Linked DNA regions of Homo sapiens: region 1 is linked to region 2. A link is a contact called in ENCODE Hi-C or POLR2A ChIA-PET data. All regions are on one chromosome and are shown on one strand. Each heading gives the region's core, a stretch centred on a gene start or an enhancer-like site at or near the end of the contact. The rest is flanking DNA. Distances are from core to core; before and after follow the strand shown. Region 1 holds the start of MAST3 (microtubule associated serine/threonine kinase 3). Region 2 has its middle 19 kb from the start of LSM4.

Evidence for each region. Hi-C counts contacts between places; a loop is a spot of excess contacts on that map. ChIA-PET counts read pairs that join two places held with the same protein, here RNA polymerase II (POLR2A). Pooled maps may share reads with other maps.
Region 1: a pooled map shows a loop between it and region 2 (4-fold over the local background). The contact joins the promoter of MAST3 here to the enhancer-like site in region 2. A Hi-C loop is called at or near these places in 1 of 37 single-sample maps with no recorded cell type and 7 of 50 pooled maps. POLR2A ChIA-PET finds 5 or more read pairs at or near these places in 11 of 52 experiments (B cell, CD4-positive, alpha-beta T cell, CD8-positive, alpha-beta memory T cell and 8 more).

What each region holds. Positions count from the first base shown.
Region 1 is chr19:18,095,549-18,099,312 of GRCh38, forward strand. MAST3 (microtubule associated serine/threonine kinase 3) reads left to right here and starts at 2,230. Exons shown (of 28, transcript NM_001393504.1): 1 at 2,230-2,283. The coding sequence starts at 2,245. It also overlaps a transcript of IL12RB1 not described here. RefSeq lists a silencer at 1,965-2,474.
Region 2 is chr19:18,302,141-18,306,170 of GRCh38, forward strand. No RefSeq gene overlaps it. Among named protein-coding and RNA genes, the nearest start is that of LSM4, 19 kb to the right of the region's middle. RefSeq lists enhancers at 2,559-2,938, 2,829-3,334. Within about 2 kb of position 2,516, at least 37 of the 41 ENCODE cell types and tissues checked have a DNase peak (open chromatin) inside an H3K27ac peak, as active enhancers do; they include B cell, CD4-positive, alpha-beta T cell and GM12878, where a contact is called at or near this core.

The DNA.
Region 1 (3,764 bases), core at 980-3,479, 210 kb before region 2:
GGTACAGGGTTTCTTTTGGGGATGATACAAATGTCCTGGAATCAGATCGTGGTGATGGTTACACAACTCTGTGAGTATGCTTAAAACACTGAATTTATTGCACACTTTAAAAGCGTGAATTTTATGGTATGTGAATTATATGTCAATTTTTAAAATTGTATGAGAAAAACAAGTTTTCCCTGGCATCCTGTATTTTTATTTGCTCAATCTGGCCACCATAACTTGATGCAATTCTACAGTACCTCATGGACAGTCAGGCCCAGTGACCCTTCCTAGGGTCCCCTCGAGCCTGAAAGCATACTCCAGTGTCCACACTGTACAGTGGGGCAGCCGAAGACAACTGCGGCTGCAGAGAAAGTGCGAGTCCCAGGGAAAGAAAAAATGCAGGTGCTAAGCCAGGCACAGTGGCTCATGCCTGTAGTCCCAGCGCTTTGGGAGGCTGATGCAGGAGCATCACTTGAGGCCAGGAGTTCGAGACCAGCGCGGGAAACATGGCGGTACTCCATCTCTACAAAAAAAACCCAAAAAAATTAGCCAGGCATGGTGGCATGTGCCTGTGGTCCCACCTACTCTGGGAGCTGGGGTATGGGGGCTGAGGCAGGAAGATCGCTTGAGCCCGGGAGGTAGAGGCTGCAATGAGACAAGATTGCACCACTGCACTCCAGCCTGGGTGACAGAGAGAGACCCTGTCTCAAAAAAAAAATTTTTTTTTAAATGTGGGTGCTATTTTGGGACTTTGGGCTTTTCTCAGCCTCAGTTTCCCCTCCTGCAAAATGGAGTAGAACAATTATCTTCAAATATCTGTGAGAGATGGTGTTTATGAGACACTTAGGGCAAAAAGGCAATCATCCTCAAAAAAGAAACTGACAACTGCAGCGGCTACCTGCTTTTGTAAGTAAAGTTTTATTGGCACCAGGGCCAGGATTAAAGGGAGGCAAACAAGGCTGAGTGGTGCAAGGACAAGGGTCTGATCATGTCTTAAGAGTTTTAGTGTTTTGGCCAGGCAAAACACCAAAACTCTTTGGCCTGCAATCCCAGAACTTTGGGAGGCTAAGGTGGGTGAATCACCTGAGGCCAGGAGTTCGAGACAAGCCTGGCCAACATGGTGAGACCTCATCTCTACCAAAAATACAAAAAATCAGCCTGGTGTGGTGGTGGGCACCTGTAGTCCCAGCTACTAGGGAGGCTGAGGCATGAGAATAGCTTGAACCCAGGAGGCAGGGGTTGCCGAGATCATGCCACTGCATTCTAGTCTGGGCAACAGAGAGACTCGTCTCATAAATTAAAAAAAAAAAAAAAAAGTTTTGGTGTTTTGGCCATATGCGGTGGCTGACACCTGTAATCCCAACACTTTGGGAGGCCTAGGCAGAAGGATCTTTTGAGGCCAGGAGTTCAAGACCAGCCTGGGCAACATAGTGAGATCCCCGTCTCTAAAAATAAAATAAAAAATAAAAGTTTTGATGTTTTGTTCATCATAAATGTTTTCATTAATTTTATGTTTTTAAAATATTATTTCTCTTGATGGCTGAGTTTTGTGGGGCCACCTTAAATTTTGCACAGGGGTGAGATCCTCACTCGCCTCACCCTAGAACCCGTTCTGCTGTGTGTACTGGGCACATTTTTTGTTGTTGTTTTGTTTTTGTTTTTGAGACAGAGTCTCGCTCTGTCGCCCAGTCTGGAGTGCAGCGGCGCTATCCCGGCTCACTGTAACCTCCGCCTCTTGGATTCAAGCGATTCTCCTGCCTCAGTCTTCTGAGTAGCTGGGATTACAGGCGCGCGTCACCACCCCCAAGTAATTTTTTTTTTGTTTTGTTTTGGTTTTTTTTGTTTAGTAGAGACAGGGTTTCACCATGTTGGCCAGGGTGATCTCGAACTCCTGACCTCAAGTGATCTGCCCACCTCGGCCTCCCAAAGTGCTGGGATACAGGCGTGAGCCACTGCGCCCGGCCAATGCGCTGGGCATATTGATTAACCTATCTTAGCCTCAGTTTCTTCATCTGCAAAATGGGGCTGAACGATGCTGCCTTACTTCTGAGAGGATTCATGCAAAATATTTACTTCTGCGCTCTGCTGGAGGGGCGGGGCCAGCTCGCCCAGTGGGGGCGGGGCCCTGTGGTCGGGCTCCCCGGGAGGGGCGGGGCCAGGCCGTGTCAGCTGACCGGCCTGGCCAATGGCACCTGGCGGCGGGGCCTGGCAGGCCGGGGCGGGGCCGGGGGCGGGCCTGGCGGCGCGGACTCCCGGGCCATGGACGAGTCGAGCCTCCTGCGGCGCCGCGGGCTCCAGGTGAGGCCCCTGCGCGGGCGGGCGGAAGGCAGAGGGCGCGGCCAAGTGGACGCGGCCTGAAAGGTGCCGGGAGGGGCGGGGCCTTCACGGGCTGTAGGGAAACTGAGGCAGAGGGTGGGGAACGCTCAGATCGCTTCTTTTTGACCACCCGCTTCTCAAAGTGCTTTTTCTCATGGTGGGAAGGGGGAAGGTGCCCCCTTGGACATCTAGGGAAACTGAGGCTCCAAGCGATGGCGTGGGAGGAAGAGGCTGAGGGCTCTGCCCCTCCCCACCAGCTGTTCTAATAATAATGCTAGCAACAGCAGCCAGAGAGCTCACCATATGTTCATGGTTGTTTTAGTCCTATTACTAGCGATGTATTAATATGAGTTCATATGTATTAATACCTCCTTGGGTCGTCGCTGCACCACTGTACACCCTCAGCTCAGCCCTACGACGACCTGGGGAGGTTGGGGCTGTCAGGCGCCCATTTGTCAGAATAAGGAAACTGAGGCTCTAGTCCCGGAAAGCCACTCTCCAGAGGTCGCCTAGCTGGGATTCGATCTGCGCCCTCAACCAGCTCTCTTACGGCACAAGGCGCTGCCAACCAGCAGTGTGACCTGGGGGGAGGGCACCCTTGCTTCTCTGGGCCTCAGTTTTCCAATGAGCCATAGGGTCCTCCTTTTACTGAGTTTATGTTTAGGAGGCTGTGTCATCAGGAGGTAGGGACACAGGCGTCGGGGACAGCAGAAGCCTAAGTTTGAAGCCACACAGGGACTACATGACCCCGGGCAGCCACCCTTTGACTTCTCTGGGCCTCAGTGTCCCCATTATAAGAAAAGAAAAACAGGAATTAAGATTTGGCCATTTTCCTCTGGGACTTAGACCACACCCTTAAGAAGCCACCAAGTTTTCAGGTAGGGAACCTGGGATTCAGCACTTACCCAACGAACATTTATGGAGCGCCTGCTGTGTGCCTGGCTCTGGAGAGGCAGCGGAGTGTTCTGCAACCTCTGGAGCTGCCCTCCTAGAAACCCCAACCTGTTGGGGGAGGTAGACGCCAGAGCAGCGGTGACCCCACGGAGTGATCAGTTGTGATAAGGGACTCACAGCAAGTGAAGGAGGCGCCTGACCCAGTCATTGCTGGGAGCCCTGGGGTAGAGGAGGCAGCCAAGGGTGGCGAGGCATTGCAGCGGGGGGCGGTATTTAGGGAAATGAAAGAGGTTGACAGAAGCTGGAACCTAGGGAGGACTGAGCAGGTGGGGTGGGGGTCGGGGACTGAGGTTAGCTCCGGGCGGGTTGAGGGGGTGAGAGGAATGGGGCCGGCGGGTCTCCAACCTGGAGCCGCACCGGTAGCTGCGGGACTGCGAACTCAGCAGGTGATGGGAAGCCAGGTCGGGAGTGGTCAGGGAAGGCACGGGCTGAGCTGCAGATCAGAGACACCCGGTCTCTGGCCGCGCGGGGGTGGGGCAGAACTGGAGGCGCTGAGGCCAGAGGCAAGA
Region 2 (4,030 bases), core at 1,266-3,765:
AAAAACAATTATCGGCTGTTGCTTGGATTGTGTGCCTGTCCTGAGCCTTCATTTCTCCATCTGTGAGGACCCTCGGAGGTGCTGGGTTGGAAGTGGCTTTGGAAACCCACGGGGCTGAGCGGCAAGGCTGAGTGGGAGCTCGGGGAATCCTCGCCCTCACTCGAAGTCTCCTTGAGAAGAGGCTGATGCTTGGCCGGGCGAGATGGCTTACGCCTGTAATCCCAGCACTTTGGGAGGCCGAGGCGGGCGGATTGCCCGAGGTCAGGAGTTCGAGACCAGCCTAGCCAACATGGCGAAATCCTGTCTCTACTAAAAAATGCAAAAATTAGCTGGGCGTGGTGGCGGACGCCTGTAATCCCAGCTATTCGGGAGGCTGAGGCAGGAGAATTGCTTGAACCTGAGAGACAGAGGTTTCAGTAAGTGGAGATCGCGCCACTGCCCTCCGGCCAGGGCGACAGAGTGAGACTTTGTCTCAAAAAAAAAAAAAAAAAAAAGAAGTGGCTGATGCCAAGCGTCAGGAACAGATCCCTGCAAGTGCCCACCCCAGCTCCTGTAGGGGCTTCTTTTTTATTTTATTTTATTTTATTTTTTCTTTTGAGACGGAGTCTTGCTCTGTCGCCCAGGCTGGAGTGCAGTGGCGTGATCTCCGATCACTGCAAGCTCCGCCTCCCTGGTTCGCGGCATTCTCCTGCCTCAGCCTCCCAAGTAGCTGGGACCACAGGCGCCCACCCGCCTTGCCTTCCCAAAGTGCTGGGATTACAGGCATGAGCCACCGCGCCCGGCCCTGTAGGGGCTTCTGGCCTGAGCCCTGACCCCCTCTGCCCCTTCCCCACAGAAGTTCAGAGGCTCCGTGCTTGCAGTTCCTCCACCTGTTCCGGCTCTCTCTGTGTGGCCAGCAGCTTCTTGTCCACTCGAGACTTGGTTTGACTGGACCTCCTCTTAAATTTTTAAAAAATTTTTAATTTATTATTAGTAGTATCATTTTTTTGAGACAGACTCTCGTTCTGTCGCCCAGGCTGGAGTGCAGTGGCGCTATCTTGGCTCACTGCAACCTCTGCCTCCTGGGTTTAAGCAATTCTCCTGCCTCAGCCTCCTGAGTAGCTGGGATTACAGGCACCACGTGCCACCACACCTGGCTAATTTTTGTATTCTTAGTAGAAATAAGGTTTCACCTCGTTGGCCAGGCTGGTCTCAAACTCCTGGCCTCAGGTGATCCGCCTGCCTCGACCTCCCAAAGTGTTGGAATTACAGTTGCCGCTGTGAGCCACAGCACCCAGCCGGCCTCCTCTTGCTCTGTGGAAAGGAGGTGCCACCTCGGGGTCCTGCACTTCCTGGGCAAGGCCAGCTGGTCAGCCTAGGCCCTGGCAGCCTCCTCCTCCCTGCCCTGAGGCCCCAGCACTGCCCCCTTCCTGCTTCCACCCCTGCTTCTGACTGTTCCAGAACCCTCTGTGGCTGCTTCTCATGTCACTCAGGGCCCACATCCTCCCCATTTCCTGCCCTTCTGTTTGCTCCTGTGTCCCCTGGGCACAGGGCCTTTGCACGGGACTGTCCTCCTGACCCCTGCTGGTCCAGAATGTTCTTTCCCAAGGTGGCTGGCTCCCTCGTCTCTCAGGCCCTTCCTGAATCTTCAGTGTCCTTCTCTCACCTTCCCTGACCACCTCTTCATTCACCTCCTCACGAGCCCGCCCTGTTTCTGGTTTCTTTTTCTTTTTTTTGAGAGTCTCGATCTGTCGCCCAGGCTGGAGTGCAGTGGCGCGATCTCAGCTCACTGCAACCTCCGCCTCCCAGGTTCAAGCGATTCTCCTGCCTCAGCCTTCTGAGTAGCTGGGATTACAGGTTTGTGCCATCACGTCCGGCTAATTTTTGTATTTTTAATAGAGATGGGGTTTCACCATGATGGCCAGGTTTTGAACTCCTTATCTCAGGTGATCCGCCCACTTCGGCCTCCCAAAGTGCTGGGGTTACAGGCATGAGCCACTGCGCCTGGCCTGGTTTCTTCTTTTTACAGCATTTATGCATTTGATATGCATATGCTTGTGGCTGGCTCACTCCTGTGGAAGGGAAGGATTGCCGGGGCTGTGTCACCAGCACCTGGGACAAGGCAAGTGGCCCTAGTGCCAGGCTCGTGCCAGGCCCTGGGCTCCAAAAGAAGAAGGTGGGGAGGGAGGTGACAGGGACACAGGCCATCTGGGGGTGGCTGTCAGAGTAGTGCTGGGAACAGCAGGTGAAGCCCAGAGGAGGAGAGGAGGAGGAGAGAGAGGAGGGGGATGGGGGATGGGAGTGGGGGATGAGTGGAGGAGGATGGAGGAGGAGGGGAATGGGGAGGAAGATGGGGAGTGAGAGGAGGGGGATGGGGGAGGAGAAGGAGAAGGAGGAGGAGGAGGAGGAGAGAGGGATGGCTTCCCACAGCTGCCTCTCGGGGGCCACTGCCCAAGGCCAGCCTCTGCACTTTTGTCCCTGAAGCGGGTGTTTGGCTCCAGGATGAGGTGGCGTCAGCAGCCGACCCGGGCCTGTCGCACTCTGGCGGGGGACTGTGGGCTGGCCCTGCAGAGCTCAGCCCCCGGCTGAGTCACAGCACAGCGCCAGGCGTGGGCCTCCCTAACAGAAAGCAAACTCCAGGCGAGAAGGTCTGGGGGCGGGTGGGGACCATCTACGATAAAGGCAGCCCCAGTTGGGTGAGGAGGGCACAGACCATCGGAGGGACAGAAAGACCTGGAAGCCTTGGATTTAGGAACTAGACTGGTGCTTTTGGTTTCTTTTCTTGTTGAGGGGGCTGAGGATGAGGCTTTGTGAAACCAACCAGGAAGAATGAAACACAGAGCTGGTCCGACACCCAGCTCGAGGGAGGGGGGCCGGAAGCTTCTGGAAGTTGGCTGCCCCTAAGCAGGGGCCACTCTAGCCCACAAGGCCAAGTTGGCAGAGGCAGACGAGGGGACTCTGCGGCTCAAGTCACGGGCCAGGAGCCCGCAGCTGCCGGGCTGGAAAGGTCAGAGCCGGCTCTGCGTCTGGCTGCGCCGGCAAGAAGCCACAATTACGCAGGCAAAAGAGCCCGGGGATTAGCCCCAGCACCTGGGACCCTGAATGGTGAGAAGGCACCTAGGGGGTGTTGGAACACATTCTGAGTTCAGAGCCTGGTCAGGGAGAAAAAACCAAACGGAGATCAGGAAGGGGAAGGGGCCTTCGAGGGCTTTCCCATCCCAACTTCCCAGGATGCCTGACCCCAGAGCTCCTGGATTTGATCCACGCCTCGTGACACACACAACCCCTGGGAGGAAGGAGCCCAGGCCCCTTGGAGAGCCCCAGAGGCCTCTAAGGGCCGGTGAGTCTAGGACATGGGGCAGGAGCTGCAAATGGGGCCTCCCTGCTCCCCACCCTTCCTTCCCTCCTCCTCTAAACATTGCCCCACCCACCTCGCCCTGTGAGCCCAGCCCCCTGCACGGCCCACACTGTAGGGGCATGGGGTGTGCCAAGAGATGCTCCTGTCGACCAGGCGCAGTGGCTCATGCCTGTAATCCCAGCACTTTGGGAGGCCAAGGCGGGAGGATCACTTGAGATCAGGAGTTCAAGACCAGCCTCGCCAACATGGTGGAACTGTGTCTGTACTAAAAATACAAAAATTAGCCGTCTGTGTTGGTGCACACCTGTAATCCCAGCTACTCAGGAGGCTAAGGCAAGAGAATCGCTTGAACACACGAGGCAGAGGTTGCAGTGAGCCAAGATTGTGCCACTGCACTCCAGCCTGGGCAACAGAGCGAGACTCCGTCTCAAAAAAAAAAAAAAAATGCTCTTGTCCAACAGGCAGGTGGGTGCCGTGGGCCGGTGCATCCCAAGGCTTCCAGGCCCGGGCCCCCAACTGCTGCCCCTGCCTGTGTTGAGGGGGCGGGTTTGTGAGGTTCAGGGCAGGCCACATCCTGGACCCCACATGCCCCATCTCTAACCATCAATCAAGTGCCGCTGTGGCGGAGAGGATTCAGGCGACTGCAGATATCCATCCCTGTCCCCCACCCCACACACAAGGAGAACATCCCAG